2 separate regions of the Homo sapiens genome follow, and region 2 is linked to region 1. A link is a loop called in an ENCODE intact Hi-C map of the cell type or tissue named here. Cell type or tissue: heart right ventricle. All regions are shown on one strand. Links, peaks and the distances in the headings refer to the core of each region. The heading gives the core; the rest is flanking DNA. Region 1 overlaps ANKRD44 (ankyrin repeat domain 44). Region 2 overlaps ANKRD44 (ankyrin repeat domain 44).

Region 1 (15,934 bases), core at 2,856-10,855:
TTGTCTCTATTCCACATAGAGACAAGAGAATTTTGTCTGGAAGTCAACTAAATGGAATTACTGGGGAAAATTGTAAGATGGCACCTAAAAGCGTGAGATTTAGTAGTGACAGATTCTGGGTTCAGAATCCTGATTTTGTCACTTACTAACTAAGTGATCTTGGACAAGTTAATTAACATTGCTTGTTTTGGTTTTTTCATCTATAAGAAAAGATGTTTGGGATTTATGCTAAAATGTTTGAAATAGTGCCCAGCACATAAAAAACCCTCAAAAAATAATTGCTGTTTAAAAAACATATTTCTACCAAAAATAGTAATAAATATAGTAGTCATTATATTCATTCATTTATTCATCAAGTAAGTATTGAGTGTCTACTGTGTGCCAGGCATGATTCTAGAATACAGCAGGAACAACCCACATTAAGTCCCTTCAATCACAAACAATAAGCAAATCAATAGATACATAACAGATATCCATTGATATCAGTTTTGTGCTATGAAGCAGAAGAAAGCAGGATTAGTGGGGTGGAGAGTATCTGGGAGTATGTGTGAGGTGGAGGGCAGAGCCTATTTTATATGTTACATGGGCTGCTCTGGGAAGCCCCCCTGATAAGGTGATATTTGAGCAGAATTACTGGGAGAGCTTTCCAGACAGAGGGAGCAGAAAGTACAGATGCAGTGGCCCAGAGGGGGACATGCAGCTATTTAACTATAGAGGGAGGCTGGTGCAGCTGGAACAGAGTGAGTGAGGGGACATGCTGAAACTGAGGGTAGAGGAAGGCCAGATTCTGGGGGCCTGATTGGTCATGGAAAGTTTTGGATATTGGTATCAGTGAGGGAAGACGTCATAGGCTAGTTTTAAGCAAGGAATGATGTGACCCAACTCGAGTTTAAAAGATTTCACCCAATGGTTGCATTAATAACAGATTGCAGTGGGACAAGGATAGGAAGGGAAGCTTTTGCTGTAATCCTGGCAAAACAGGTTGGTGATGCGGTGAGAAGAAGACAGATTCTGGACGTATTTTAAAGAAAGAATAGAAATGATGAGCCCTGAAAGTGGCATTGATACAGCACTTTGTGAGAATTAGGCCAGATTCCTGCCAGATACCTGAGACCCTAATGACATCTCCATGTGAGTTAGCAAATGTGTCCCTTGCTTTCAGCAGACACTTCCCTGTACTAGGGCAGCAAGGAGGGGAAGGGCTATTTTTCAACACCCACTGGCTCTATTATCCAGAGCCCTTCCTTGTTCAGGGCAATAGCCCTGGGTTTAACAGGAGGGAAGACAAAGACAACTGTAAGGTTTGGGGCCTGAACAACTAGAAGAATAAAGTTGCCATTTACTGAGATGGTAAAGGCTGCAGATGGAGCAAGTTTTGGGAGGGAGATTTCAGTTTGAGATGCCTATTACACATTCAAGTGGGAACATCAATAGGCAGCTGGACATACAAGTTGAGAAGTCAAGGGAGAAGTGGGACTGGGATATACTTTTGGGATTCATCAGCATGAGTTGTTATACTACCTATTATAAATGATATATAGGTTTAATATGTAACATAATCAAAATCATTCACAAACATAATGTAATGAGAAAAAAATATTTAATGTATCTGTACTCTTAATTCCTCTGTCTCCTTTTCAATGTAGTTTTTGTTATTGTCATTGTTAACACACACTCAGGAAGAAACATTCAAACCATATTTTAAAAGATAAGGTAAAATAAGTCCATGCATTTATTACTCTACTTCCTAGTTCTAGAGTAAGTACCATTGATAGCTTCTTTTGTATCTTTCTACAAATCTTCTATGAATATAGAAGCCTATATATATGAGATATATTTGCTTTGTATATAAATGAGATCATGCTTTAAGTACTGTTTGCAACTTCTTTTCTCTTTTTAAAAAGTTTGATAGATTTTGTTAAACCACCCTCGACAAATGTCACACCAATCTATACTCTCACCAACAGAGTGTATGATTGCTTTTTTCAGTGTCTTATCTAATACTGGGCATGACCAAACTTTAATCATTGCCAATCTGGTAGGTGAAAAATCATACTTTAAAATTTTACTTATTTCTTCACATATTCTCATATTTATTGACCTTTTTTATTTCTTTTTCTGTGAGTTGCCTTTTCATGCCTTTTGCGTATTTTCCTAGTTTTTAAAATGGTTTCCAAGAGTTCTTTATATATTAAGGAAATTAGTCTTTTGTCTGTGCTGAGCCTTTTTTCAAACAAATTGTATCTTGAGTAATAGCTGCAGTAAAAAAATAAAAAGTGCGAGTGACATAAGAGGAGACTTGGTTGCTGAAGACACTGGAATCAGGCTTTTCTTTTCTTTTTTTTGTGAATTCTGAGTTTTTGTTTTTCATTTGAAGGTAATCTTAATGCTATTAAATTCACAAATATGCTAATTTCCAGTCCTATTTATCTAAAACACACATTGCAAACATACAGATATCCATTCTCTCCACTTGTCAGTGCCCATTCAGATCATGGTTTGGAAATGGGGAGAATAGATTCCCTTTAAACTGTAAGTCAGCAGTTGTTTCTTTACAGTTAACTTTAATAAAATTCATACAAAATAGTAATTAATAGTGATCTTCTTTATTGTTAACTCACAAGGAAACACCTTCAAAACTGCATTTTGTTAGTTTCTGTATTAAAATGTAGAAAAATGGAATTACACAAATATTGAAAGTTAAAAATGCCTTAATTTTTTAATCCTCATACCACTACCCCAATTTACAAGACAATATACCTGACGTAATGAAAAGAAAAAGAAAAAGATAAAGCTACGACAGATAAAATACCTCAGGAATGTACATCTAAATGGCATTACATTGCATTAATTAATAGCTGGACGTTTTGCAAACGGTGGCTGTGACAGTCCTGCACAAGAAGGATTTCCTGCTTAAGCTGCGGTAACTTTTCTGACTATGGATGATCATTCCTGTGGCAGATTTTTACCATTCCTCTAATGCATTTGGGACAATTGTCTCAAAGTAACCTGCAGCTCTCCTGACAACTCATCGCTCTCTCCTGCTAAGAACTCTAGCCCTTTTCTGCTGTTTTTAGAAACTTCTGCTACCATATCCACCACTTCCACCACCAGACCCAACCACCACCATAGGGACTGTCTGAGCTTCTTCCACCAAAACTACCCCCTTTCATGGATCCAAAATTTGATTGCTGTCGCCCACTATAATTTCCAGAATCATTATTGTTCCCACCACCACCACAGGTACCACCACCAAAGTTTCCTCCTTCATTGTAACCACCATATCCCCCACCACCATATCTACCCCCTTGGTTTCTATATCCTGGTCCACCACCACCATAGCCCCCTCTACCACTAGAACCAGGACCACCATCATAGGTGCCACCATCACCTCCAAATCCATTACACCCACCATCACCTCCTCCATAACTACCTCTGCTGCCACCACCTTCACCACCATAGCCTCTTCTTCCACCAAAGTTTCTACCACAGCCAAAATTACTTCCTCCATCTCCAAAGTTTCCTCTACCACCCATAAAATTGCCAGATCCACCTCCACGACCTCTCTGCAATCCAGCAGACTGCATCTCTTGTATAGAATGGGTCTCTTTCACTTCCAAGTTATGCCTATTAATATTGTGGTGTTTCTGAATGACAGTTTTATCAACTGTAGCATGATCATCAAAAGTTACAAAAGCAAATCCTCTCTTTTTTTCCAATCTGCCTGTCTTCCATAACTTCTGTGGTTGTAATCTTGCCATACCTTTTAAAATGGTCTCTCAAATTCTATTCCTCTATATCTTCTTTAATACCACCAACAAATATTTTCTTCGCTGTTAGATGGGCAGCAGGCTTTGCAGAATCTTCCCTAGAAACAGCTCTCTGGTTCCTCTACATGCTCATCAATGCTATGTGGTCAAGCATCTACCTCTTCAACACAAGAGTAGGTCACAAAACCAAAGCCCCTGGAACATTTTGTTCGGGGGTCTTTTATTACCACACAACCTGTGAATGTGCCCCATTTCTCAAAATGTTCTCTTAAAGTATCATCTGTAGTTTCAGAGTCAGGCCACCAATAAACAATTTTCTCAACTGCTCTTGACCATGTCCCCCATACCCATTTCACCCCATATAACCTGAGCTCCCTTCTCTTATTTTCAGTGTCCTTTGCCTGTGTGTGGAGAGGTGGGGTGGGGGGCAGCTAATACATTTTTTAACTTATAGACTCAATAAAAATTATCTTTCAGACTTTTAGTTTTGTTTTTTGATGGTACAAAGCATCATTTTTTGTTGTTTTTTTTTTTGGAGACAGAGTCTTGCTCTGTCACTCAAGCTGGAGTGCAGAGTCGTGATAATAGCTCACTGCAACCTCCGCCTTGGGTTCAAGCAATTCTCCTGCCTCAGCCTCCCGAGTAGCTGGGATTACAGGCACCGCCACCATGCCTGCTAATTTTTGTATTTTTAGTAGGGACGAGGTTTCACTATTTTGGCCAGACTGGTCTCGAATGCCTGACCTCAAGTGATCCACCCGTCTCGGCCTCCCAAAGTGCTGGGATTATAGGTGTGAGCCACCGTGTCTGACAAGCCTCTTAATCTTAACATAGCTTAGGACCTCATAAAAGGTCTGAACTTAGTGCTGCTACATGGAGTGTATTTCCATAATTGTTTCTATAATGAAATGTTTTTCATTGTAATCAGGGGAAGAAATAAAGGAGAAAAGAGGCACTAGCTACATGCAAGATATTTTGCAAAGCCTATGCAATTTCATCTTCACAGCAACCCTAGGAGGCAGCTTTGATTGCTCTCATCTTATACATGAAGAAACAAACTCTAAGTGAAATTAAGAAACTCACCTAAGGTCACACAGTTAGAAATTAGTATAGAATTGGCCTATAACAGAACATCTACATGCCTCTGTTGTATCTCAAAGTCCACAATGTTTTTAGTAATTTTTCCCCCAGGTTTGTTATCAGAAAAGACTCCTGGAAAAAAATTCTGATTATGCCAATATGTTTAGGACTGAACTGACAGATAAAAGAATATGGTAATTCATTCAGCTGTTAGTTTATATTAGATGATTAGATCAGTAGATATAAATATAAGAATACATTAATACATTCAGTGTCTTTGGAGCAAATTATGTGACAAAAGAGAAAGAACACGAAACTCATATGGAACTGTGAGGTTTGTGCATTGTAGTGTTTCAGTCTAACTCTCCAGCTTGCCTGAGTTTTAATAAATATTCCAAGTGTTTTTCTGACGTGCTCTTGGGAGTGGTCTCTATCCATGGCCCAGGAAGCCCAGCCCCTCCTGTGGACTGTGGCGGGATTTGAGGTGAGCGAGCAAGCATGGGAGCCATTGGTTTCTTCTTTGCAGGCCTACAATGGGCACCATCAAGCCTTGGAAGTCCTTCTGCAGTCGTTGGTGGACCTGGACATCAGGGATGAGAAAGGCCGCACTGCTCTGGATCTGGCTGCCTTTAAAGGACACACAGAATGTGTGGAAGCGCTTATCAATCAGGGCGCATCCATCTTTGTGAAAGACAATGTAACCAAAAGAACCCCACTTCATGCCTCAGGTAGGTCTTGTCAAGGGCCTGATTACCCTAGTTTTGTGGCTTGTTCGTAAGTTTTAATAGAAGGAAAGCAGCATCTTCTTTCATCCCAGTTTTTTAAATATCAATTTTCTTTCCACATCAGATGCACTTCCACACTTCCAAAATGCTTTTGGCCTGCTATCCTCTTGGAGGTGATTGGTGTTCTCTGGCCAGGTGCTCTGGCCTTGTTAACTCAAAAGAGAGTTCAGAACTTTTGGCTAAAAGCTACCACAAAACATTCTGAACAAAGGGCAAGGTGTAATGCAATCTTCAGAACAAGTTACATAGAACAAAATACATCAAAATCAAACAGTATTTGAAAGCATAAAACCAATAGCAGGTTTTATGGCTATTTCATATTCATATTAATGTATTCAGGGCTATTTCGCATAAGGAATCATAAGGCAGCAATCAGTACATCATTCTGCCAGCCTAAATGATGTTTCTTAGCTTTTTTACACATCGATGTAAAAATCAAGACGCTTTAAAAGTACATGTATATATCAAAAAGAAAGTCATTTGCCTTTTCTGGGATTTTTCTTCCATGCCCATGAAAACCTGTGTCAAGACACTTCTAGATATATACACAGACATAAGGGTAATATGGAAGAGTCTCTAGCTCAGCTAAGGCATAGATATCTTTGGCTCAGGAAATCCAGTGATATCAGCCTTTGATTAGGGTAGTAGATAACATTTTGTAACGATAAATAACTGTCTTACTTGGTGAAATGGGTGTATTGAGGAAGCAAATAAGTGAAGATACTTTTTCAAAAGACTTTATGATTCTTGTTACTTGGGAAAATTTTCCCAGAATGATAGACCTTGTAAAAAACTATTTCCATCTATGTCCCTGAATTTCCAAGCCACTGAAGAAAAACAATACAGAGGTTGAAAAAACCTAATTGTTGCCTACTTACTTGGAAATGATTGTTGCTGGAAAAAAAAAAAACGTTAGCCATAAGGTTAGTAATAGTTGGTGTGGTTGAATTATAAATTCTCATTTCTCATCACATTTAGTCTTTTTTCTCCCCAGCCATTCTTGTTATTATTATAAAATTCAAATTTTGTCCTCCTTTTTAAAAGATTAGTTGCTATTTTTAAGAGAAGCATCCTATTTTTGTTATTATATAATTCCTGACAATTACAAAGGGCCTACTTTGATTGTGGAAAATCGCCCTTATAAACAGGTAAACAATGAAGAACAATCATTTTCACTCATTTGCCAGTGTGATATGGGTTGTGGTCCAGTGAAGCCCCCTAGTGGTCAAGAAGACTCAGTCAGCTTGGATTTTCCTCCTGTCATTCACTAAAAAGACACTGTCACTGGACTGTTCACAAAATGTCTACTGTGCAGAAGCTTTAGCGTGTGCTTTGAGGATCTGCTTACCCAAAATCTTTTTCAACTTTTTTGAGAGGCCAATATTTTGAGTTTCAAATCCTCAGAGCACTATGAGGAGCAAGAGCCAGGACGAGTATGAGAGGTTTTGGCACAGATAGTTGGAGTGACAGTTTGTAGTCTTTGAGTCGTGTGAAAAATGGTTGTCACTCATAGGAAGAGGCTGAGCTGGTCTGAGACAAAGCTGAACTTGGCAGCAGAGCTAAAGATGTTAGCATCTTTTTGCTAGAAGGCAATTTGGGGAAAAAGAAATGTAGTGTGTAGGAAGCCAAAGAGAATTTAAGTTTGGCTACCAACTTCAGGGGAACTTAGATTTACCTGAGGGGCTGGGCGCAGTGGTTCATGCCTGTAATCCCAGCACTTTGGAAGGCCGAGGAGGGCAGATCACCTGAGGTCAGGAGTTCGAGACCAGCCTGGCCAACAAGGTGAAACCCCATCTCTTCTAAAAATACAAAACTTAGCTGGGCATGGTAGTGTGCATCTGTAGTCCCAGCTACTCGGGAGGCTGAAGCAGGAGAATCGCTTGAACCCAGGAGGCAGAGGTTGCAGTGAGCCGAGTTCACGCCACTGCACTCCAGCCTGGGCAACAGAGCTAGACTCTACCTCAAAAAAAAAAAAAAATACCTGAGGGCTATTAGCTAAGTTCAAAAAGCTACTGTACCAAAAAACAAAACAAAACAAAACAAAAGCACAACTGTAGAAACTGTTTTGCTATCTAACACATTGGGTGAGTTATATGAAGTTAGATAATTTTTTTCTTCTTATGTTTAGCCAAATATCAAATGTCACTTGAACTATTATGATTATGACTATTTAGAGTATTAAGTTGCTACAGAAAGAGGAACCAGTCAAAATATGCTGTTTTTCCATGTTCATGAACCTGCCATCTGCAGTATTCAGCTGTCAGTCCTTTGCCAGTCATTTCCTTTTAGCCATACATTAAACTTCTTGCCTACTTCACCAATGGTAGCAGATTTAGTGTAATTGTAAGAACAAAAAACATAACAGCAGCAGCAACGACATATTACCTGTACTCCAATCCACAGAATTTCCTCCCGAGATACATAAATGGAATGTTGCTGAGAATTAGCTGAATGCAATGGTCTACAAAATGTGCACATTATTCCTGTAGTTCATTTGAGTGCTGTTGATGAATGCAAGCTAATTCCAGTATGTATGTATTGTCCCTGAAAAAATGTGTCATTGTTAAATTAGCATTCTCTCGTGGCTGGCAAGCAAATAAAAGGTCTGTAAAATGCAGCTCTTAGGAGAGCCTTTATCAACCTCACATAGCGGCGTCTATTCCCTTCTCTCTCCACATCCATAATGTGGCAAATACAATGTACTTTGTGGCCTTCTCATTGTTAGAGAGGAGAGAAGGTCACATTTGGAATTTTAACCACGGTTGCTCTCATCTTACTCCCTGAGTGGGAAGTCATGCCTATCATAAGGCTTTGGTTTGCGTTCAATAGCCTGGCAGAAAGCAGCTTACCCTGAGGTTATCATCACAGGTTTGCTTCCCAGCCCCTGTGGGACCACTACAGCCTTCTAAAGCTGCCTGGAATTGGTGTGCACAGGAGTGCATCCAGTGCTCCCGCCCCAGCCGGTCCAGGCCTGCCCCGCATGGGGGCCGCATTTCCTGCCCACATTGGCCCCCACTCGGTCCGCTGGGCGAGGAGGGGCAGGGGGAGGCCCAGTCTGGCCTAGGAAAGGGCTCCCAGGGAGCCCAGTCACACCTCGGCCAGGCACGAGGATGCCTGGGAAGTCAGAGAAAGCGCCGCCTGTGGCTCGGTGACCGTGGGGCTGAGGGACCGTCACTCAACAGTGAGCGGATGGAGCGTGCACACCCAGCCGGCGTGAGGTTTTGTTTTCTGCCACCACCCATCAGTCAGAGCTATTGCAGGAATACCTCTTCTGAATATCTACCTCAGAATGTAAAACGACCTGGGAGAAGAGGCGGCCCCAGGTCCCTACTCCCTTCCCTTCTGACCGTCTCCCCTCTCCCCTCCACTTCTCTCCTTCCTTCCTCGCCTTCCTCCTCCTCCTCCATCCTGCTCCTGCTCCCCTCACACTTCCACTCCCTTCTCTCCCTTCTTCCTTCTTTTTAAAGGGGTTGGAGGCAGGGTAGATACAGTATGATTATATGGAATTGGGTGACTCAGAGGAACAAAAAGGGGAGCTGACTAGTGGGGAGAGATTATTAGTCCCATGACAGGAGATAAGAAAGGACCCCAAGTGTAAGAAAAAACCCTCAACACAGGAACTAGAAAAGGAAGGTGGGGATCAATGCACCCTGCTAGGAAGAAGGGGGAAGACAGATTAACACAGAGGCACTCTGCCTGGAAACTACCTTGAGCTGGAAGCCGAGGGGGATCCAGCGGCAACAATGGAAAACCACTGATTTGAAGTCCAAATAAATGTCACTTGGGGCCAGGCACGGTGGCTCATGCCTGTAATCCCAGCACTTTGGGAGGCCAAGGCAGTCAGATTGCTTGAGCCCAGAAGTTCAAGACCAGCCTAGGCAACATGGTGAAACCCCATCTCTACTAAAAATGCAAAAATTAGCGGGTGTGGTGGTGCATGCCTATAATCCCAGCTACTCGGGAGGCAGAATAATCACTTGAACTCGGGAGGCGGAGGTTGCAGTGAGCCAAGATCATATCATTGCACTCCAGCCTGGACGACAGAGTGAGATTCTGTCTCAGAAGGTCACTTGGTGGCTCATGCCTGTAATCCCAGCACTTTGGGAGGCCGAGGCTGGCGGATCACCTGGGGCTAGGAATTCGAGACCAGCCTGGCCAAGATGGTGAGACCCTGTCTCTACTAAAAATGCAAAAATTAGCCAGGCATGGTGGTGCATGCCTGTAATCCCAGCTACTCAGGAGGCTGAGGCAGGAGAATAGCTTGAACCTGGGAGGTGGAGATTGCAATGAGATGACATCGCCCCACTGCACTCCAGCCTGGCGACAGAGCAAGACTCCATCTCAAAAAAAAGAAAAAGTCATTTGGAAGAGATATGTGTAGTGTTGTTCTGTTAAAAGACTGTCCACTGTTTTCTTTTTCAGTAATTAATGGTCACACACTGTGTTTACGGCTGTTGCTAGAAATTGCAGACAACCCGGAGGCGGTCGATGTGAAAGATGCCAAAGGACAGTAAGTGCGCTCACACGTGGCCTTGGGTTGACATTTCAATCACAGCAGCTACCTGGTTGGTTTCTTAAATCATTACAAGGCTGACTGCGGAACCGAGAAATTGGAGGAATATATTTGGACCAGGACCAATACACAATGAGGTGGCTTTAAGTCACAGTGCGTATATCCAAGAAAAGCATGAAGGAGTGGGTGTGCACATGTCTTGATGAAAGGATCACCTTTTTAAGGGCTGTGGCCATGTTTCCCGGCTCTTATTTATATTCTCTCCTTTGTTCCCTCTTTCCGCCCATTTTTACCTTCTTCTGAAGCTGCTACACCATTGCCATTTTCTAATTAATAAATAGGACAGACCTCATGAGGTTATCTCTATTATTAAAATCCTTCAGATGCCTTTTCTTCCTCAACTTTGCTTTTTCAAAGTAATTTCCTTCTGTTGGCATATTCCCCACCTAATCTTCTCTTACAAATAGGAAATGCAGAGCAAAAGTCAGCAGTGACTAGCCCCAGGCATGTGAATCAGTGTGATAGTCAGAATCTCACCTCCCTCTTGCATCACAACACTTCATTCTTTCCCGGAGACTTGACAGACTTTTCTTTAGGGAAAGAAGCTTTGTGTAAATGAAATCTTTAGCAGAAGTCCAACATAGAATACTACAAAGTAGAGCTGCTCTGATGGAAGCAAGAGGGGCTTCTGCATACACATACTCCCCGCCCTTGATATCTAGTAAATGCTACATGGATCTGAAAATGATGGGATTAACATGAATATTTTGAAAAGGAAGCTTCCCCTGCCTCATCCCTAGGGATCATTCCACTAACAACATTCCATGTGGCCATTAGAGCAGAGGCAGATAGCTTGTTCTGCATATTGTATAGCAAACTGGGGACACTTAGAAAATATTAAGAAATTGTCAAAAGGAGAGGGGAAGAGAATGGGAGAAAGAGAATGTCTTCCTACTGGTAGTGATGAATATTTTTTTAAATCTCCTTTTTAAAAGCCTGCTTTATCTCTCTGCCTAGAACACCACTGATGCTTGCAGTAGCATATGGACATATTGACGCTGTTTCATTGTTACTTGAAAAGGAAGCCAACGTAGACACTGTTGACATCCTAGGATGCACAGCTTTACACAGAGGGGTATGTACATCTTTCTCAGCTCTAGTCAAGCAATTTTTTTAATGAGCTTGTTTTCTTTTTTAGCAAACAATTACAAAGGGCCTACTTTGATTGGATTTTTAGCAAAAAATGTTTAGCAAAAATTGTTTCCTAATACAACCAATTAACCTTATTCAGTCCAAAAGAAATTACAAAATCCTTGGCAAAGGCAAAATAATGGAAGGTTTTGCTCTTAAGATTTCATGTTAGATTGTGATAATAGATGCATGAACACCTACTGCTGGTGAAATTGGTTCTGCTTTCTGACTACAAAATACAAGTATATCATAGAAAATTTGCAGAATATTTTTTTTTAAAGCCCAGAGAAGAAAATCACAATCACCAGTAATCATACCTCCTGGAGATAACCACTATTTGATGTATATTATCTCCAATCTTTTTTCTATATATAGATTTGTTTTAGATTTTAAAAAGAGAATACTGAAGATATCATTTGGATTCTGCTTTTTTCTCTTAGTATATCAAGGATCTTTTTTCATTTCATTTTTTTCTGCATCATGATTTTTAATGCCTCATTGTGTTCAAGTGTCATAGTTTATTTCAATGATTACCTGGTTTTCAGTAGTTATGCAATTTCTAATTGTTTGTCCTTACAAATAATGCCAAAATATGTATCCTGTGGGCAATTATTTGCACACATCTGTTGAAGTGTTTGGTTTTTTTTTTTTAATCTCACTCTTATCACCCAGGCTGGAGTGTAGTGGCACAATCTCAGCTCACTGCAACCTCCACCTCCCAGGCTCAATGATCCTCCCACCTCAACTCCCCCCAGTAACTGGGACCACAGGTGCATGCCAGCATGCCCAGCTAATTTTTGTATTTTCTGTTGAGATGGGGTTTTGCCATGTTGCCCAGGCAGGTCTCAAACTGCTGGGCTCAAGTGATCCTCCTGCCTCCACCTCACAAAGTGCTGGGATTACAGGCATTAGCCACTTGCACCCTCTGAACTGTTTTTTAAAGCATGCCAAATAAACTAAGTAAACACAAGCAGAAATCATAAAATTGCTATTTTGGGCTGGTACCAAGTACACTGATAAATGAAGAGAAGAGGAACGCTATGTGATCATTGTCACAGTCATAGTTTTTATTTCTCAGTTGCTTCCTGTGTGCTGTACAACAAGCTGAGAGCCTTTGCATCTGTTATCTCAGTCCTCACAACGTCCTCTGAAGTTGTTATTACTATTCTTATATATAGGTGAATAGAGTGAGGGATGGAGAGGCGAACTGACCTGTCACAGGGGTGCCAAGATTTCACTTAGATCTTCCTGATTCTAAAACTCATGTTTACTGCTGCATCATGATATCTTTCTTTCTTTCTTTTTGAGATGGAGTCTTGCTCTGTCGCCCAGGCCGTAGTGCAGTGGCGCAATGTGGGCTCACTGCAAGCTCTGCCTCCCAGGTTCACGCCATTCTCCTGCCTCAGCCTCCCAAGTAGCTGGGACTACAGGGACCCACGACCATGCCAGGCTAATTTTTCGTATTTTTTTTAGTAGAGATGGGGTTTCACCATGTTAGCCAGGATGGTCTCGATCTCCTGACCTAGTGATCCTCCTGCCTCGGCCTCCCAAAGTGCTGGGATTACAGGCGTGAGCCACCACGCCCGGCCGCATCATGATATCTTTCACAGTTGTCAGGAGAGGCAAGAGATATTTCGAAAATGCTGATGTTCACAGATTTTTCTGTTATGAATTTTGCTGAGGTTGTCCTGCCTTCTGCCCTTGAAATAGGACAGAGTCTGCCTTCCTTAAAGACCCAGGCATATGTCCACTTGCTCTAAGCCCAGCCTCACTTAGCCAACTGCTTTGCTTCCTTAGTCTTCTGAGGTTTGTTTTGTGTTTTTAATTACAATGCATCAGATTATGACAGGACACGAGGAATGTGTGCAAATGCTGCTGGAACAAGAAGTGTCAATTCTCTGTAAAGATTCCAGAGGGAGGACGCCCTTGCACTATGCAGCTGCTCGTGGCCACGCCACGTGGCTGAGCGAGCTGCTCCAAATGGCTCTTTCTGAGGAGGACTGTTGTTTCAAAGATAACCAAGGCTACACGCCGCTGCACTGGGCTTGTTACAATGGTGAGTTGCTTATCATTTGACTGATTCCACTAGACTTCCTACCCCAGGACCACTGTGAGCTCAGTGGAGGTGAGAGCCTTATGTAATTCTGCAAACCATGGTTTCTAATCTTTCTGCATCCAAGATATCTTTTTTGTGTATTTTGTTTGTTTTTTTAATAGTTCTCACCCCTCCACAGCTGCTGTGATGCCTTAACTGAGTAAAAGTTCACTTTCCCCTTTTAGTTAATCATTAACACTTAACCGTAATCAGAACCGATAAGCTTAAATGACCAATTTTATTCAGGGTTTCTGATCTATATAATATAACCAGGATCCCACAAGGGATTAAAATAATAAAACTAATACCAAATATATGTATATAATTTAATAACCTGTCACAATTGATTACTAGTAGATGCATGGTTCATCTTTTGGTGTTTGTTGTGTTTCATATTCCTTATTTATTTTGTTGTACTTATTATTTGGGAGATTTTTAAATTTGTATTTCACTTAATTTAAAAATGCATCCTAATTATACCAATTCCAAAGTACAGAAATATCTGAAGTAAAATTGTTTCCATTTCTAAACCTACTTTCTAATGTAATTTTGTGTGCATCTTTCATAATTTTTCCTTTGAAAATATAAATAATTATAAATTAATGTGTATATTTTTTGAAACTGGAATTATAGAACAAATAGCAGCCATTCTATAATTTTTTGTTGGTGTTTAAATTGTATTGCAGATATTCTTACAAGTCAATATGTATCAATATGGATTGATCTTATAATGGTTGTATATTATTTCATAGCAATATGTATACCAGAACTTATTATTTATTCAACCAGGTTTCTGTGGATTGACATTCAGATTTCTTTTTTCCTATTACAAGCAATGCAGCAATGTGCATGTCCATATTATGGTACCATAAATTCTCTCAGATAAGTTTCCAGAAATAAAATTATTGAGTAAGGGGGTTTGTGTATTTTTTAATTTTAATAAATTATACCATATTATTTTGCAAAAAGGATATCAAAATTTATTATTTCACCAAACATTTGTATAAAAGTTAGTGTTTTTCCTCATGCTTGCCAACCCAGAATAACACCTTTTTAAATTTTTGTCGATTTGAGAGGCAAAAGGTATCTTCTTGTTTCAATTTGCATTTCCCTATCTAATAGTACCCTGGCTATTTGTATTTCTTCTTCTAGAAATTACTTTTTCCATCCACTGTTCACTTTTTTCCTATTGAGCTATTTATCTTTTCTCGTATGCTTGTGGGAGCACCTTGTCTTGGTGATAAGAATGTGATATGAATGAATGTTTAATGATATGAATGTCTTAGAAATATGAATATTTTTGTTCCTTGTTTAGGATGTTTTTTTCCACTTAGAGATTTTGAGCTTTTATGTACTTGAATCAGTTACAGAGATACATTTCTATTATATTTTCAACAAATATGTATTGAATAACTACAATGGCAGCTACTGTTTAGATACTTGAAATATGTCAATGAACAAAACCAAGATCCTATCAGATTTTGTATGGTTTCCAGGTTTCCAGTCTCTCTTCAAAAGGTCTCCTACCCCTAAGATTATATGGATATTTTCCCATGTATTTTTTACTTTGCTTCTATAATTTTCTTTTTACATTTTCAATTAGTCAATTAAAATTTTAATTTAGAAACCATTAATAGTTCCACAAAAGGCGTTTGTGTGTGTGTGTGTGTGTTCTAATTATATCAATTTAAGACCTCTTACTGTGTTTTCACTACGGTCCTCTTTTTTCATTCATTCTGCTCAGTAAGAGCCAAATTTTCTATTTCCTCAACTTGGTTTTGTTCCCTTCCTGCCATTGGAGGATTGTGATTTTTTTTTTTAACCTACTAATGGGTGACCCCCATCTGGGTCAAGCTGTGGGAGCTCTCTGGCACTGGAGAACCTACAAGAGGAGAAGGATGCAGTGAGAGTGCTGATTATAATGGCGGGCCGCAAACCTGACACAGACCAGATCCTCTCTTCAGGGCTCAGGGTGAGAGGTGTCTGTGTTCCTAGCCTCTCCAGGTACAGGCAGGGGAGGAGGAGCAGTCTCCTCCTAAGCCGTTCACCCTTTCAGTGCAGCCTTTGTCCAGGACTGAGTTTCAAGCTCCCATCTTCCCAGACTCCTTTTTACTAGGCACTTTGAAATATTGAAAGGAGCTCAGTCATCTCCAGTCCTACCTGTACAGACTCTTAAATTGGGATTCATATAGTCCCCACTTAAGGAATGCTATGTGTGGATGCTACCCTAAGCTAGATCCTTTGGAAGACTTGAGGTGTCTGGGACTATTTCAATGACGGTTCCATGTAGTTAGTTGGAAGGCTAAATCATACAACTTTCCTAGAGCTGCTGGCTTTTTTTTTTCTAGGGGTGTATGGAGTCTTACTCTGTCACCCAGGCTTGTGGCGTGATTTCGGCTCACCACAACCTTTGCCTCCTGGGTTCAAGCGATTCTCCTGCCTCAGCCTCCCGAGTAGCTGGAACTACAGACAGGCACCACCACACATCTTTTTTTTTTTT
Region 2 (15,934 bases), core at 4,266-12,265, 170 kb before region 1:
AGAGCAGAGAAACACCCAAAGAGAATCTCAGGAAAGGAAGGAGCAACAAAGGATTAAATGTTCCAAAAATTGGGTAATTGGGGTAGTTGGTCCTTGAGTAACTATTTCATAGTCAGTACCCATGTGTTATTTTCATTGGGAAAAGATTAGGTAATAAATTAATTTTCTCCATTTTCTAATTAGATGTAATTCTTTTTTCATAATGTTAAATATAGAGTTAACAAATATGCTACTTGGAGGGCATGACTATAACATGGAATTTTATGTTTTTTCTGTTTTTAATAGTAATGGAAAATATTATATATATTTACTCTGCAGCATAGCCTGTAGGAGACATTTTCAGACATGCAGTCCTGCCTCACTCCCTGATTTTTTAAAAAATGTATTTATAAGGACTCAGTATATTTTTGTATTGTCCTTATGGTACTTAAGAGGAACAGATTTTGATTTTATGATAATCATTATCTTTCTGGGATGGAGTGAACTTCTCAAGTAAAGGGTGATCTATATTCAGGAAGAACTCAATGAAATCCTTGCAGGAGATCATACAGCAGAACTCACATGAATTCAGTTAGCAGGTTTTGTTCATTAAATCTAGTGACTTGAACAAATTTTTATTATCCTTTCACAAAAGTGCAAGCACTGGCTCCTACAAAAAACAGTTGTTACCTAACGAAGTGTTTCAGCTTGTTCATATAAGTTGATGGCTTCATATGGCTAGATTATTGCTGTATCAGCTATCAGCTACTGATAACACACTCCCATCTTACTTTAATGACATATGTACTCAGAATGCTCAAGGAGGGACAGATGTTTAGGAATATCAAATTTTCCTTCTTGGCTATTGATTGATTCCCAACACCCATTTCTGATTGGAATGCAAAATGTTTTTCTTTTAGACTTGGAGTCTTTATTTTCCCGATCTAATCAGAAAAACACAAGCAACACACCAGGATCTAGAATGAAATGCTGGAGCATCCCTGGATGCTGCTTGGGCTTATTACCATTGACTGTAGTTACCAATGCTCAATGACAGCCTCTGTCACTCTGCCTATCTTCCAAAGCCAATTCATTAGTACAGAGCATGCAACTCTGGCAAAGGGAAAGTGAAATATACTATACAGTGGTTTTAGCAAAAATCAAAATGGTGGTTTCATTAGGGGATTTTGCGGGATGTGGGAGGGCATTGATGACTTCATAGCCGGATGGAGTGGATACTCTAAACTAGCTTGGCTCTCTTTGTAGAACCCATGATGGGCTTCATTCTTAAATGGAGGGTGTGTCTGATGACATCAGTAGCATATTTTTTTCATGGAATTGACATAATAATTGAATTGGATTTCACAGATGATGAAAATGATACCTTAGCACGTAGGTTTTAGATAGTTTTATTCTTATTTCTAAAACCTGGATCCTCAGGGATCAATAGGAATTTTTTGTGTTTGGTGTTTTTTTGTTTGTTTGTTTTAGTATGTGCATGGTGTGCATGTTTACTTATGACTAAGAACTCTTTCAGAAGCTTGAGTTCTTTTATGTTTTTAATGAAGTGGATTTTTCAATTACCTTACTTCCTTAATTACACATCCTGAACCTTTGCTTTTACCTCCCAGGTAACAAATTACCATCTTGCTCCCCCTAGTGGAATTTTGACTCTACTTCAAAGTTTGAGAATAACTATCCCTAGTACATATTTGATTTAGCATTTTATTTTTGGAAGTCTGGTATTTTCCCAGTTTGTTTTCAGGGTGAGAATAAAAACAGAATATTTTATTGGATGTGCCGATAGGGGATGTGGGTAGAGAAAGTGGCTTTCGGCTGATTAGATTTCAGTTCCAAGGGTTAGCAAGTTCAGCTACAAAATTTATAAGATCAAGGGGTCTTTCTGTTCCCCATTTCTATCTTAGAGGGGTCAAGTGTCATCAGCTTGGCAGACATTCACCTCTAGAAGGCAGCCGTCAACACTCCTGGAAAGGTAGTAGGGGGCTAGTTGTTGGTGATTTTGAAGGCAAGGACAGGTCCCATCTGAACAACAAATCCCACTTGTGCTTTTGGTAAATTTGGCCCAGGAAGTGTCCTTCTGTCTTCTGAATCTACCAGAGGCACTGCACCAATATCTGCAGCACTGACAATCATTTTGCAGCTGCTAAGCATGCTAAGAAAATTCTAGCAATTGAAGCTAAAAAGACTGCATACCTCTCTTAGGAATTTAAATTTCTTTAGGGGATGATGATCAATGATTTCATGGTATCTGAATCTCCTTTTTTCCTACCACTATTTGTTTTTCTCAATTTTGACCCTTGTTACAATTTTGTATTTATTCAACTCTGTACCCTACTGTACACAAAGCACTCGTGTTATATATGCTAGTGCTAAAATGTGTGAAACTTTAAAAAGAAATATCTGTATATGCCAAGGCTTGGGACTCTGCTCTTGTGCAGGTAGGACTTTGCTTCTAAGCCTTATTTAAGTTAAGACAAAAGCTGCAAAAGTTATGATGGTTGCCAAATTAATGAACAACAGAATATATGTCCTTAATACTTATGAGCAAGAATATTGTAATTAGAATATTCTTTGCCTTAAACATCATATAATATAGTATTTAGATATATCTTTTCCCCAATATTTTTTCTTAGGTTAAGTGTTTACCTGGGGAAAAATAAAACAGCAGGATCTCATTAAAATTCCAACAAAAAGGAGTGCCAAAGTGCTCTCTGGGAATGTTTTTGGGAGTGTGGAGAGAAAAAAAGAAGAAGCAGTCATAATATTTAAAAAATAAATATTACTTGCTCAAGAATCATTATGCATTCCATTCAGTAATTATATCCATACAAACACACAGCTTCAGTTGAAGCAAAGCACGTTATCTGTGAAGTTCTAGTTTGAAATCCCATGATGCTTAAATTCATAATTGTGAAGGCGATGTCTCAGTAGCCACATGGCACAGTTGAGCTAGAGATGTCCATATAGCAAGGCTTTGGGATGTGGAGAACAGCTGCTTTTTTATTCCACGGGAAGTAGAAGGGGTTTGTGTATGACTCAACATGTGTCTCTATGCATGCATGCCTGAGTGTAGATAGGTATGCATATGTACCTAGGTGCATATGTATGCATATATGTGACTTCAGTATTGGAAGAGTTATAATGATAGCTCAGCCTCTTCTTCCTAATGGCTCCTGGGGATTCTGTGCCTTGACAATTCTCTATAAAGTAGCTTTTAGCAGCATTAGTCCCAGAGGCACCACTCCCTGCTGAGGACTGTGCTGGCGCCCTTCTCTGGAAGCTTTTTTGGGATGCCTCTCCTTGGTAACATTCCAGCCATAGCTTGGAATGCTTGCCTTTCTTCAGAAGTGTGAGGACGGAGTGAATGCAACAGAATGTATGTATTCCGTACACTCGCAACTGGGAGACTCTGCTCACCTCATTATGTTCCCTTAAAGTGACTAAGTAGTGGTGCATTAACTACTGTGTTGGGTTTGTTCCCCGGAATCTTAACTGTTCAGCTGTTGATTGACTACTCCTGATTTAACATGAAAATCTTGTCAGACACTGCCTCTACTTATCGTTCTCTGGTTGTGGAGGTTTGTTGCTTGTTTTCTTTTAAGGTCCAAAAAGGCAGAAATGCACACATGAGCATTTGGCCATGAGCACAGCAGATGGAGAATTATGGAGCAGATAAACAAGATTCAATATTTTTTTTTGTCGAAACCCTGAATTTGTGTCTGGCTCTGTGTCTTGTGTGAAATGTGGTCCTTGCCACGGGGCAGATGTAACCCGAACGGAGACTTGGTTAGCAGGTAGTTAGGGGGAGTGTGGAAGGATCTGCCTGTCTTTAAGCAGAGTAAGTAGCTAAGACTGAACTAGCAGTAAACTTGTATTCTTTTCAAGACTTCTTTCCTGCTACTTAATTGTTGGCAATTTCAGAAACTATCCATACACCTTGTCAAGAAGCAGAATTGAGAGGGTGTTTTCGAGAAAGAAAAAGAGATATATGTTCATTTGCTGGGAATTTTTATGGCAGAGGAGAAACCCATGGACAAATTCCTGGCATATTGAAATATCCATTCTGCACCTTGACATTTTTACATAGTGTTTCCTCAAGGAATCTTACTCTGTCTTACTGATAGTACTTATATTGGTCCCCCAAACTAGCAATAAACAGCAACATAACCTGTAAGAAAGCCAACAGGAGGATAAAAAGAGAAAAGAGGGTTTATAGGGAAAATGACAACTCACATTCCCAACAGCAGATCACAGGGTGAGGTCAAGGTATGTGACACTAGTGATTTCACCTGAGGCCAGTGCTTGCCACCAGTTCCTAAGAATTGATAGGTACTTGTTAAAATCTAGATTTGCAGGTCCCCACCCTGAATGTATTATATCCTTAGGAAAGGGATCTGGGACTATTTTTTTTAATAGGCATCTCCGGTGATTCTTATGGTCAGACACATTGGGGAAACTGCTGTCATCTAATCGACTACTAGGACTAAGATATTTCTAGAATTTTGGGTGAATGTGTGTGTGTGCATAATTACCAAGGATCTTAAGGTTAAAAGAAAATTATCAACTACTCCATCTTGTCATCGTGAAACATTTCTTAATGAAAACATCTATGTAGGGTTGTCTGGTTAGAGGACATTTTCTCATGTACTACCTCATTTGATCCTAATAACAATCCCATGAGGAGGTTAGGCAGCGATGATCATGCTCACCCCCAAGTTGCATGTAGAAATGGGCTTTGCATGTGGCTAGCAAGTGTGAGACTGGCTTTGAATAGCATTTTTTGCCATGCAGGCAAGCCCAACATCAACCCTAAAGCCTGCCACTGTTCCTCTTTTACCCCACACTCTGGTCAGTAACATATCAGGTTCTTTGCACATCCACACCTTTGCACACCTGTACCTCCTCTGTCTTCCTTCCCTGTCAGCAAATCATATTTATTCATTAAGGTGCCTTCCTTAAGCTTTTTTGGATACACCCTTGTCTTCACCCAGCCTCCTACCCAAGTGGAGCTAGCTGTTCTTTTGGTTGTGTTTCCATCACACTATATAGATCCTTCTACTGCATGCTGGGGTCTTGTTTAATGTAGATGAGTTCAATAATAAGAGCTTGGTAACACCCCCCTCTTCTTCCCTAAACTGCCATCGTGCCACTTACTTTTAATAAGCAGTAGATGTAATCATGTTTAAGACAGTACTTGTTGGCTAAAGCTATGGGAGGCATTTGGGAATGATTTCAAGGGTTTTCCAAATACCGACACAAAAGTGTTCCGGTGGCCAGAAACATGGCCATTAGCATCCTCTAGGAATGGAATTATTTGAGGATAACAAGGAACATTGTCTAACAAGAAGTAGAGGAATCATAGGGAACTGTCTTAGTTTGCTCAGGCTGCCATAACAAAATACTATAGACTGGATGGCTTAAGCAACAGAAATTTTTGTTCTCCCAGTTCTGGAGGTTGGAAGTCCAAAATCAGGGTTAGTTTCTGGTGAGGCCTCTCTTCCTGGCTTACCAACGGCCACGTTTTCACTGTGTCTTCACATGGCCTTTCCTCCTGTGTGAGAGAGAAGAAAGAGAGAGAGGGAGAAGAAGAGGGAGAGAGAGAGAGAGAGAGAGAGAGAGAGAGAGAATGAGAACGTGAGCTCTGGTGTCTCTTCCTCTTCTTATGAAGACACCGGTCCTATTGGATCAGGGCCACACCCTTACGACCTCTTTTAATCTGAATTATCTCCTTAAAGGCCCTGTCTCCAAATACAGTCGCTTTGGGGGTTAGGGCTTGCAACATATCAATGTTGGTGGGGATACAATTCAATTCATAACAGGGATTGTATGCACAAAACCACAGATTTAGTAGTTTCCTTGTCAGGGATTTAAGGGCCTATCAAAGTTTCAGTGATGGGTGGTGTTCATGGTACATTCACTGTAGTTCATAGTTCAGGTTAGAGACTATCTGGCCTGGCTTTCAGATTGTATAATAGTTATTTCTTTATGTAAATATCTCCCCCACTGGACTTCTTGTAAGGGTTGGTCTGAGTCTTATTCATCTTTGTCTGCCAACTGATAATGGTTCAATAAACTTTTAAGGAACAAATCTTCTCACCATCTGCATCTGTATGTGATCAGATGTATTAATTTTAGTTCTGATTCCCATTCTCTTGTGTTTGCAGCCACCATTGGTTCAGGCAATCTTCAGCGGTGATCCAGAGGAGATCCGGATGCTCATCCATAAAACTGAAGATGTGAATACTCTGGTAAGAGATACTGTGGTTTTGCTACTCAGGCCCTGTTAGCCTGGAGCAGGAAAGGACTCTTAACCTTTTATATACCATGGACTCTTGATATCTGGTGAAAGCTCCAGACTGTTTCTCAGGACACTGTTCTTAAACCCTATATAAGAAATAAAATATCTAGGGTTACAATGGAAATCAGTTATTGAGATACAGTTACCCAAATATTAAAAATATACTTTGTAATATGGTAATATATGTGCTTTTAAAAAAAATAACACATTTAGGCTGGGCGCAGTGGTTCATGCCTATAATCCCAGAATTTTGGGAGGCTGAGTTGGGCAGATCACTTGAGCCCAGGAGTTTGAGACCTGGGCAACATGGTGAAACTCTGTCTCTAAAAAAAAAAAAAAAAAAAAAAAAAAAAAAAAAAAGAAAAATTAGCCGGGCATAGTGATGGAGGCACAGGTGGGAGGATTGCCTGAGCCCAGGAGTTCGAGGCTGCAGTGAACTTTGATCACGCCACTGCACTCTAGCCTGGTTGACAGAGTAAGACCCTACCTCAAAAAAAAAATCTGGTTAAATAACCAGATACAGCAGAAGATCTAAGAGTGAGCATAATTTAAATATAGTGATGAGCATAATCAGTATTTTGAGTTGTGTGCAACAACTCTAATGTTATATGAACATACCTGTGATTTCTGCTGGTGACAGCATTACAGTTACTGATGTTGCTACTGTGGTTTATGGCCTACATTCATAGTGGAAGGAAATGCTAAATTCCAATCAGAAGTCAGTGATAATAGAGGTGCAATTTTTTTTCCAAGGTGATGAACCCCTGGAACCCATGCCCTGCAGCAGTGGTTGGCAACCTATGGTACATCATACATTTTTTTCTGCAGGCCTCCTGCTAAAAATGGTTTTTATTTTTCAAGTGTTGAGAAAAAAATCAAGAGAAGAATAATATTTTGTGACACATGAAAATGACCTGAAATTCAAATTTGGTGTTCATAAATACAGTTTTGTTGGAACACGGCCATACTCATTCATTTATGTATTATCTGTGGCTACTTTTGCACTGCAACAGCAGAATTGGGTAGTTGTGAAACAGACTATAAGTGGCTCACAAAGCCAAAGATATTTACTATCTGTTTTTTTAGGGAAAGTTTGCTGACCCTTGCCCTAAAAGGTTCATGACTCTGGGTCTGGGATCAGTGGGTGAACTAGGCATCCTGTGTGCCCTCTGAAGTCACAGGCAGTAGATATGTGCACTATATACATATTTTGTGTGAAATGAATCAAACTATTTCATCAAGTTCTTAAAAAGGTATCTGACTCCCAAAAGATTAAGAATCACTGTATCTGGAAGGTCCTGACACAAAAAAACAAACCTTCAATAAAGAAAGGTAAAATGATTTAGTCAATGATTTACCCTTTTAGTAGTTTCCTAGATTTGAGTTGAACAAGCAATTATGTACAGTACATGCTACTAATTCTCTTAATGTAATTCAATTGTGAAATACTGAAGTCCACCAGGGAGAGGAGTTCTCTTTAAAGTCTCTAGTGTTAAGTAGAAACAGAAGTTGTCAACTACATCTTCAGTGTAAGAGGAGCTTTGCCACAGGGAGGTGGATTACGTCTGTCTGGTCGGCTGAATGCTTTATTCAGAAGGCGAGTCATTTGGTGTAGCCATTGTTCCATGGCAGTGCAGGTTGGTGTGGCTTTTGCAAAAGCTTTTGGCAGCTTCTCCCCAGCTGGCACTAAGCACAACAGGACAATGGTTTGTGACATTTTTGCAAGGTAAGCACAGATGAGGCCAGGGACAGGCTACTCCAGAAGGCAGTTGGGCATTTGTCCAGGGCCTGCGGGTTGCGACCTGTGCTTCTGAGCCAAGGCCAGGCCAGCAAGCTCCCTTTCCAGTGTTCTGACATCACGGGAATCCACCCAGCCTGTTTTGTGGCTGTGGCCCAAGCCCAGGGAAGCCCAAGCCATGGTTACTATATTTTCCTAATGATCATGAGCAAATGGAACTTTTGTTCTGTCATACATACCAAAAAAGTTTGTACTGGCCCCTGAATGGCCTTCATTTCTTTTTGGGAAAGTGACAAAACAGTTGCTAGCTGGTAAAGGTTAGGGGAGCCTAACTTCAGTTGTAACTTATCACTGAATTAGATAGGTTAACTACTGTTACACATAGACCCCTAAATGTATGATGGATGTATGATGTATGAAGTTTAGGTCTCTTTATGAACATATTAGAGGGGTGGTCCTTTTCCAAACAGGATCCCAGGTAGCAACATGTGGCCTCTAAGATCACCACAGGGGTTGTGTGCAGTCCTGCCACCCCAAAGGGAAAAAGAGCATGGAGGAAAAGCATGGAAGGATTTTTTTTTTTTTTTTTTTTTTTGAGATGGAGTCTCGCTCAGCTGCCCAGGCTGGAGTGCAGTGGCGTGATCTCGGCTCACTGCAACCACCATCTCCCGGGTCAAGCGATTCTCCTGTCTCAGCCTCCCAAGTAGCTGGGATTACAGGCACCCGCCATCATGCCCAGCTAATTTTTATATTTTAGTAGAGACAGGGTTTCACCATGTTGGCCAGGCTGGTCTTGAACTCCTCACCTCAGGTGATCTGCCTGCCTCGGCCTCCCAAAGTGCTGAGATTACAGGCGTGAGCTACTGCGCCCGGCCACCATGGAAGGATTTTTATGGGTCAGCTTGGAATTAGCATACATCACTTCCACTTATATTCCATGGACCAGAATTTAGCCATGGCCATACCTAGCTACGAGGGAGAGTAAGGAATTAGTGTATCTGTGTGCCCCCAAAGAGACGGCATGGATTTTAGTGAGTAGTTAGCAATCTTGGCCACACCAATTTTTGGTCTTAGAGAATTCTAGTGATGCCACTTATTTGTCTGGGAGATGTCTTATTCATCCATAGTTATGTATTGAGTTGAGACTGTGTGCTCAGTGCTAGGGACACAGCAGTGAGATGGCACCCTTTCCATGATAGAGCTTACAACATAGCAGAGAAGTCAACAAATGAGAAATTACACTGTGATGCAGTTTTGAAAGAAAAAATCCGGGATGCTATGTAGGGAGAAGGTTAATCATGAGGACCTGATAAAGTGATGTGTAACCTGAGGCTTGAGAGATATATAGGAATTTGCTTTGCCTTTGTGGGCTGTTGGGTGTGTGGCAACAGATAAGCAGGGGATGGAGGGAGGGAGAGAAATGAACACAAGAGTGGTTGAATGAATGAATGAATGAATGGATAAAGAACACAAGGAGGGCCTGAGTTCTTAGGTTGATGTTACCACTTTTTGGGATCCACAGGCCCTTTTGTTCTACTCACCCCTCTTTAGACTCTCCCTTTAACTCCCCCTTTCTGCTCCTTCAGGTGTGTACAAAGATCATTTGACCCCACACTTATCCAGCATGTCCTCTTGTCATGGTTTTCTTTTGCCAATGCCCTTGGGGATGAGTCATAGTGACTATTTTTGCTGGGGGTGGATTAGGTAGTTTAAGAGAAGTGGTTGTTAAGAAAAGGCATAGACAGATGGAGGACACATAAGGATTGGAGAGCTAAGCCTGGAGGTGCATTTCAAAGGGGAAAAGGGGCTGATAACCATGTATTTAAATGTCAAGGAAGGAAAATAAATAGTGCAGGAGCCACTACTCACTAACTTGGAAGGCCATATTTGTCTTCTTACCCCTTGCTTTTCTTTCTTTCCCCTCATTTATTCACTTAATTATGCTTTTCTGTCCTAGGTTCTGAGTTTTTCACCTTTCCCTGCCCTCACCTCTCCACGCTTTTTGATGGGTCACATGTTCTCTGGTGTAAATCACCCATTCATTAACTGATCCTGATATAGAAAGCCATCTTATTCAGCTTGGCCTCTGTGTTTTTCCAGACTTTATTTCCCCCAATAGTATTTATAAACTCTGTGCCCCACTAACCACATGACTTGACTCATTGAGATTTATTCTATTCTCTCACCCTTTTCTCACTTCTCCACCCTTCCAATTCCATGTGTCCTTCCATACCTACTACTTCCTCCATTAAGTTGTCCTACTTCTCACTTCCTTTCTGCTCTCTTCTCTACCACCTTCTCAACCCAGCCAAAGAAACCTACTTCTACCCTCAACTCCCACAGCTCTTTGTACTGCATTAATCACTGTTGACTACTGCTTAAAACTGTAGCTGACCCTTGAACAACACAGCTTTGAACTTGGCAGGTCACTTATATGCAGATTTTTTTCCAACCAAAGGCAGGATGAAAATACAACATTCGTGGGATCTGAAACCTGCATACAGGGAGGGCTGACTTTTCATATATTTGGGATCTGCAGGCCCAACTCAGGGACTTGAATATGTGCAGATTGTAGTGTATGTGGGGGTCCTGGAACCAATGTCCCACATATACTGAGGGAAAACTGTATATGCTTGATGACATGGTCACTATCTTATTCACTGTCATCTGCTCAATCGCCTAGTCCAGTCCTTGCAGCACATTTGACTGAATGACTCAACCCTACTTTATTGCTTATGCTGAGCCAGTTTTTGGTAGCTTATAGTTCATTTCTCCCAATGAGGATAAATTGTTGAATAGAGGAAGCATCCAGCTTAGTTAGTTTCCCTCAGGTATCATTTGTAAGACTGGAAATTCTCCTTGTAAGATTGAAAATCTGTAGATTGAATTGAGGAGCCACTGAAGGGTCAGGAGGGGCACACTGAGTCTTTTTATGGTTTCTGTGGTTAATGGCATACCAGGGCCTGGAAATATGGGATGATCATTGTACACTCTGAGAAATCTATTTAAATCGACGCAGATTTGGCAGATAGCTAGAAAGATTTTAGAAGCCTCCACCTGACTAACCAAACTGAGCTCAAGATGGAGAATAGCATCTGATTTCAAAATTTGGAAGGCAGAGATTTTATAAACCAAAATTTGAATTCAATAAAGGCATTTTGAGGATTATGTTATGACAATGTGATGTCAAGAGGACACTTTTACTGTGTCCTACTGGAACAGGGACAGAGACAAAGTGACGCCTGTCAGTGGTGAATGATGATGATGGGGAGGGAACCATGCTATGTGAAGAGTGGTTGAAGAAACTGGTGATGTTTCACACTTGGAGAGGACAAGAGAATGGCCCCAAATAGTTTAAGTTAACACTGTCAAATTAAAACGGAACTAGACTAGGCTTGTCATTATGTCATGTGGTTGTAAGCTATAGAAAATAAGATGTTAGCTCAAAAGATAAGAATTAACTTAATAGACAGAGCTGTCTAGAGAAGCAATGAGTCGAATTGGCAAGAAGTAAGCTCCCTGAAAGACCGCTAGACTGGAAGTTTGAAAGGTGACTAATATGGTAGCACATATGGCCCCATTCTCCTATCTTGTGACCCTGGCCAACATTGCTAATGGTTCATGGCACTTTTTTTCCTTTGAGTCTTAGAGACTAAAATTTCTTCTCAGGATAGTACTATGAAATTGAAGTGCACGTAAATTGAAACTTCCTCTCCATGCCTGGACGAGGTAATGTTTAAAGTCTCTTACAACTGTGAAAGATTATAGTCCCAAGGGTTGTGAGTCTCACATGATAGCAAATCCATGATGTTTATTTCGTTTTTTAAAGTATCATTAATAGAAACACACATTATCATACCAAATAGAATTAACAACGATGCCTCAATATCATTTAATATCCAGTGCATCCTCCATTTTATTTTGTTTTCAGTAGTTTCAAAAATATCCTTTTTTCAGTTGAATTGTCCCCAAGTTGATCATTTTAATCCATCTACTTTATAAAAAATTTTTTTTGTAAAGCTGTTAACACTTATTATTTGCTCTAATAGGATTTGACCCAAGTAGATTGGTGTATTTTGCTTACTCTCTCCAGTTCCAAAATGGGATGCTTTGTGAATACAATGGAATAAATCTGGAGGTGCAAGCTAAGCTTATGTTGCTAAGGAATGTATAGTAAACAAGAGAGAAACCTATTACAGCTGCCATTCTTGACTACAGGAATTAATTCAGATGGATTAATTATTGAATCTCAAGAGCCAAGTGAGAAAAAAAATAGACACTATATGATGAGGGGACTTTTCAAAGAAATAAGGCACATTTACAATAGCAAGCTTGTAATATGTATGCATGTGTATGTGTATGTTGAAGTGTTGCACTATTTCTTTTAAAATAGAGTATATTTTAAAAATCCACCCAGAAGGACTCAATATGGCTCCACTCAAAGAACTTGGGATGATCAATTTAATATCTTCTTTAAGTTTTTCTCTAAGTTTTTCTCTGCTTGATTATATTATGTCTAAGACTCTTAAACATTAGAAATACAAACTATGTAGCCCAGCTTTTTAAACTTCTAGATTTTTATGTATTTTTCTCACCTACATATATCCTACTTGATTTTTTTTCTTTTTAATAAATAATTTGATATGAAGATGAAGGACTGAGATGTTTTGCCGGCTTAGAGACTTGGGCACCTTCTAAACAAGACCTGAATCAGAAACCACTGGGAGTAAGGAGGCTGCAGGGAATGGCGGTGGCACACTCAGGTCCCATAAATGATAGAAGTGCACAGTGATCACGAGTGATGAATGGCTCAGCTCTCATCAAGCACCCTGCAGGAATGCAGGTGCAGTGTGGCCCAGGCTTTTCAGACTTTTAAGAGAAAATACAGGAAATCTCTAAATTGTTAAATGTCGGTTCCAAAAGATGACCTAACAATGTGCAGGCCAAAGAAAACACATCCGTGGGCCAAATCCGGCCTGCAGGTCACCGTTTTGCTAACTGTGGATGAGATCAGCAAATATTCAGTGATGAAGGTTTCTCTGGCCACATGCATCTGGAAAGTAAATGCCATGGTTGCGAAGCCAAGGGCCCCAGTGTTCTGGGAAGAGCAGTGGCCTGCACTTTAAACGTTGACACTGTTTCTGGCTCGCTGATTAGGGGCCGGGGTGGGGGAGGTGGAGGAAAGCTGATGGTTTTTTCACAGATCTGAGAATGGTGCTTTTTGTCTTGAGGGTAGGTGCCCATCTCTCAGCACATGCCTGACAATATTGTCACACTCCCCATCCACTCTCATCCACGCCCCCCTTGTTGGACCCCTGCCCAGGATGTGGGGCTGTAGTTTGGAAGCCCTGACCTATACCCTGTAAAGAATGATTTATGAACTCCAGGCAGCACTGAGCAGGCTTCAAAGATGTGGCTTCACGGCCATTTAAAATGTGCAAAGGCAGGTCTGGTTTGCATCATCACTAATTATCCTATGGAGGATGCTCAGCAGCTTGAGGCCTGAGCTCTCCAGCACTGGACATGGAGGCCAGACACCCAGCCTCCAAAAGAGAGACAAATCTTATAATGGTATATGATTTGTACCCTCACATACTAGAGATGGATGTTTTGGAGCTATGGAGAAACATTTCAAGTGTATGGCATTAGTATTATTTTGCAATTACTGGACATTTTTGTAGTACAAAGAAAAATATAAGAATTAAAAATGTACTTTGTAAGTAGTTTGAGCATGTAAACATAAAGGATATGGCCCTTTCTTCATATTAGATACGCATTTGGACAGAGGATGTAATTGTGAATAAATAAGGCACATTATTAGGTAGAAAGAAGACAATACTTAAGATGGTAATTGTTTGAAATTAATGTATAAATTCAGGGCGATTTGGTGGTAGGAGTTGAGTGGGGAAACTTGACAAAATAATTCTAAACTTTATCTAGAAGAATAAACATGTGAGACTAGCTAGGAAACTCTTGAAAAAGAAAACTGATGAGGGGAGGGTTTCATAAAATATATTAAAACAAATTACAAAACGATAGCAATCAAAACAGTATGTTAATGGCACAGGAATAGACAAAGTAGTAGAACAGACTAGAAAGTCCAGGATTAGAAGCAACTATATATGGACATTTGGTATAGGATAAAGGATGCATTTTTTTTTTAAGAGTCAGGGTCTCTCTCTGTCACTCAGATTGGAGTGCGGTGGTGTGGTTATAGCTCACTGCAGCCTCAAACTCCTGGGCTCAAGTGATCCTCCTGCCTCAGCCTCCCAAAGTTTTGGGATTACAGGCGTGAGCCACTGCACTCAGCCAAAGGAAGCATTTTAAATCACTGGGGCTGGAATGGATTATTTAATAAATGGCATTGAGACAACTGCTAGATAGATGTAAATATGTAAAGCTGAATCCTTACCTAATTTCTTATACCAAGGTAAATTCAAGATGTAGAAAATAAAAAGATGAAAACAGCGGAATACAAAAAGGGGAAAATATTTCTGCAATCTTGGTATGGGGAAGGACTTTCTAAGCATAATAGAAAAGATAAAAATAATGGAAAAGGTGGTTACCTTTGTCAATCAAGTAAACATCTAATATATTTTTTGGCTATTTGCATTTTTTCTTTGGTGAGTGGCCTCTGCATGTCCTTTGCCCATTTCTTTATTTGGTTATTTATCTTTTTCTCAACCTCACATGGCATCTAAGGATTCAAATAAAACAATGATATACTGTCATTCTTTTTTTTTAGTTAAAATTTTTTTTTTTTAGAGACAGGGTTTCACTCTGTTTCCCAGGCTGGAGTGCAGTGGCATGACCATAGCTCACTGCAGCCTTGAACTCCTGGTCTCAAGCAGTCCTCCTGCCTCAGCTTCCCAAGTAGCTGGGACTACAGGAGTGTGCCACCATGCCCTGCTAATTTTTTAACTTTTTGTAGAGACAAGTTCTCGCTGTGTTGCCCAGGCTCGTCTCAAACTTCTGGCCTCAAGTTATCCTCCTGTTTTGGCCTCCCAAAGAAAGTGCTGGAATTATAGGTGTGAGCCACTGTGCTCAGCGTGGTGTCATTCTTGACCCTCCAGTTGGCAAAGATGAAAATCAAATCCCAACCACTCTGATGCCTTTTTGGGGAGAGTAATTTGTACTACCCTTTGGAGGGCAGTTTGGCAGTATGCATCAACATTCTAACTGTGGGGGATTCACCCTAAGAGAAATAATTGGTTAACTATATATACAAAAAGATGTTTGTTGCTATCTGGTTTATAATAACCAGAAATTGCAAACAACCAATAGGTTATTTCTTAAATTTATTGCAGAACATCCACATGAGGTTGTATCATGTTATCTTTAAAAAGTGTGCTTTGTATTTATCTGCATATGTATTTATTACATATTGAAAGGTAAGCTCTTCAAGATATATTTTTGAGTGAAACAGTTGTTAAACAGCAGATATCATGTGTATTTGTGGGTATAGAAGAAGAAATCTAGAAGAATATTCTCCAAAACATTAATTATAGCTGAATCTTGGTGGTGGGATTTTTGCCTTTTTCTTTATTTCTTTATGTATTATTAAAGTTTTTTTACACTGACCATGTATTATATTTAGAAATGGTAAAAAATTTATATAAATATATACACACACACACACAAACACACACACAAACTCACGAGAAAGCAAACTAGCTTCCCAAATTGCTTTACTATAAAGATTTGACTTTTAAAATGTGTTCATTGTATTTGTCAGTTTGAATAAGTGTAGAGCACATTTCAGTGGCGTGGTACTTACTACTCACGGTGACAAGCATAATGGCGCTCCCATCTTTTACATATTGCAAGGGCTCTTCTCATGGGATTAGCTGGACCCTGAGGAAGTGGTGTTGGTGGGACCTGTTGCCATCTTAGTAGAA

The links. Hi-C counts contacts between places; a loop is a spot of excess contacts. Peaks named below come from ENCODE experiments on the same cell type or tissue, not always from the same donor. Only the 100,000 strongest peaks of a DNase experiment are listed, where the experiment ranks them.
Region 2: it touches region 1 in a loop (2.5-fold over the local background); 15 of 110 quality-filtered maps call a loop at or near these places.

The regions. Positions count from the first base shown.
Region 1 is chr2:197,003,155-197,019,088 of GRCh38, reverse strand. ANKRD44 (ankyrin repeat domain 44) reads left to right here. Exons shown (of 28, transcript NM_001195144.2): 18 at 5,377-5,578; 19 at 10,058-10,145; 20 at 11,166-11,283; 21 at 13,179-13,395. It also overlaps the pseudogene HNRNPA3P15. Among named protein-coding and RNA genes, the nearest start is that of PGAP1, 84 kb to the right of the region's middle. In heart right ventricle, for the core only: CTCF peaks have their summits at 6,647 and 6,858 (motif pointing left); no DNase peak of the experiment used is centred there; H3K27ac peaks cover 370 bases.
Region 2 is chr2:197,177,337-197,193,270 of GRCh38, reverse strand. It overlaps ANKRD44 (ankyrin repeat domain 44), which reads left to right. Exons shown (of 28, transcript NM_001195144.2): 2 at 6,165-6,248. Among named protein-coding and RNA genes, the nearest start is that of ANKRD44-AS1, 13 kb to the left of the region's middle. RefSeq lists an enhancer at 5,532-6,731. In heart right ventricle, for the core only: no CTCF peak of the experiment used is centred there; a DNase peak (open chromatin) is centred at 8,100; H3K27ac peaks cover 1,447 bases.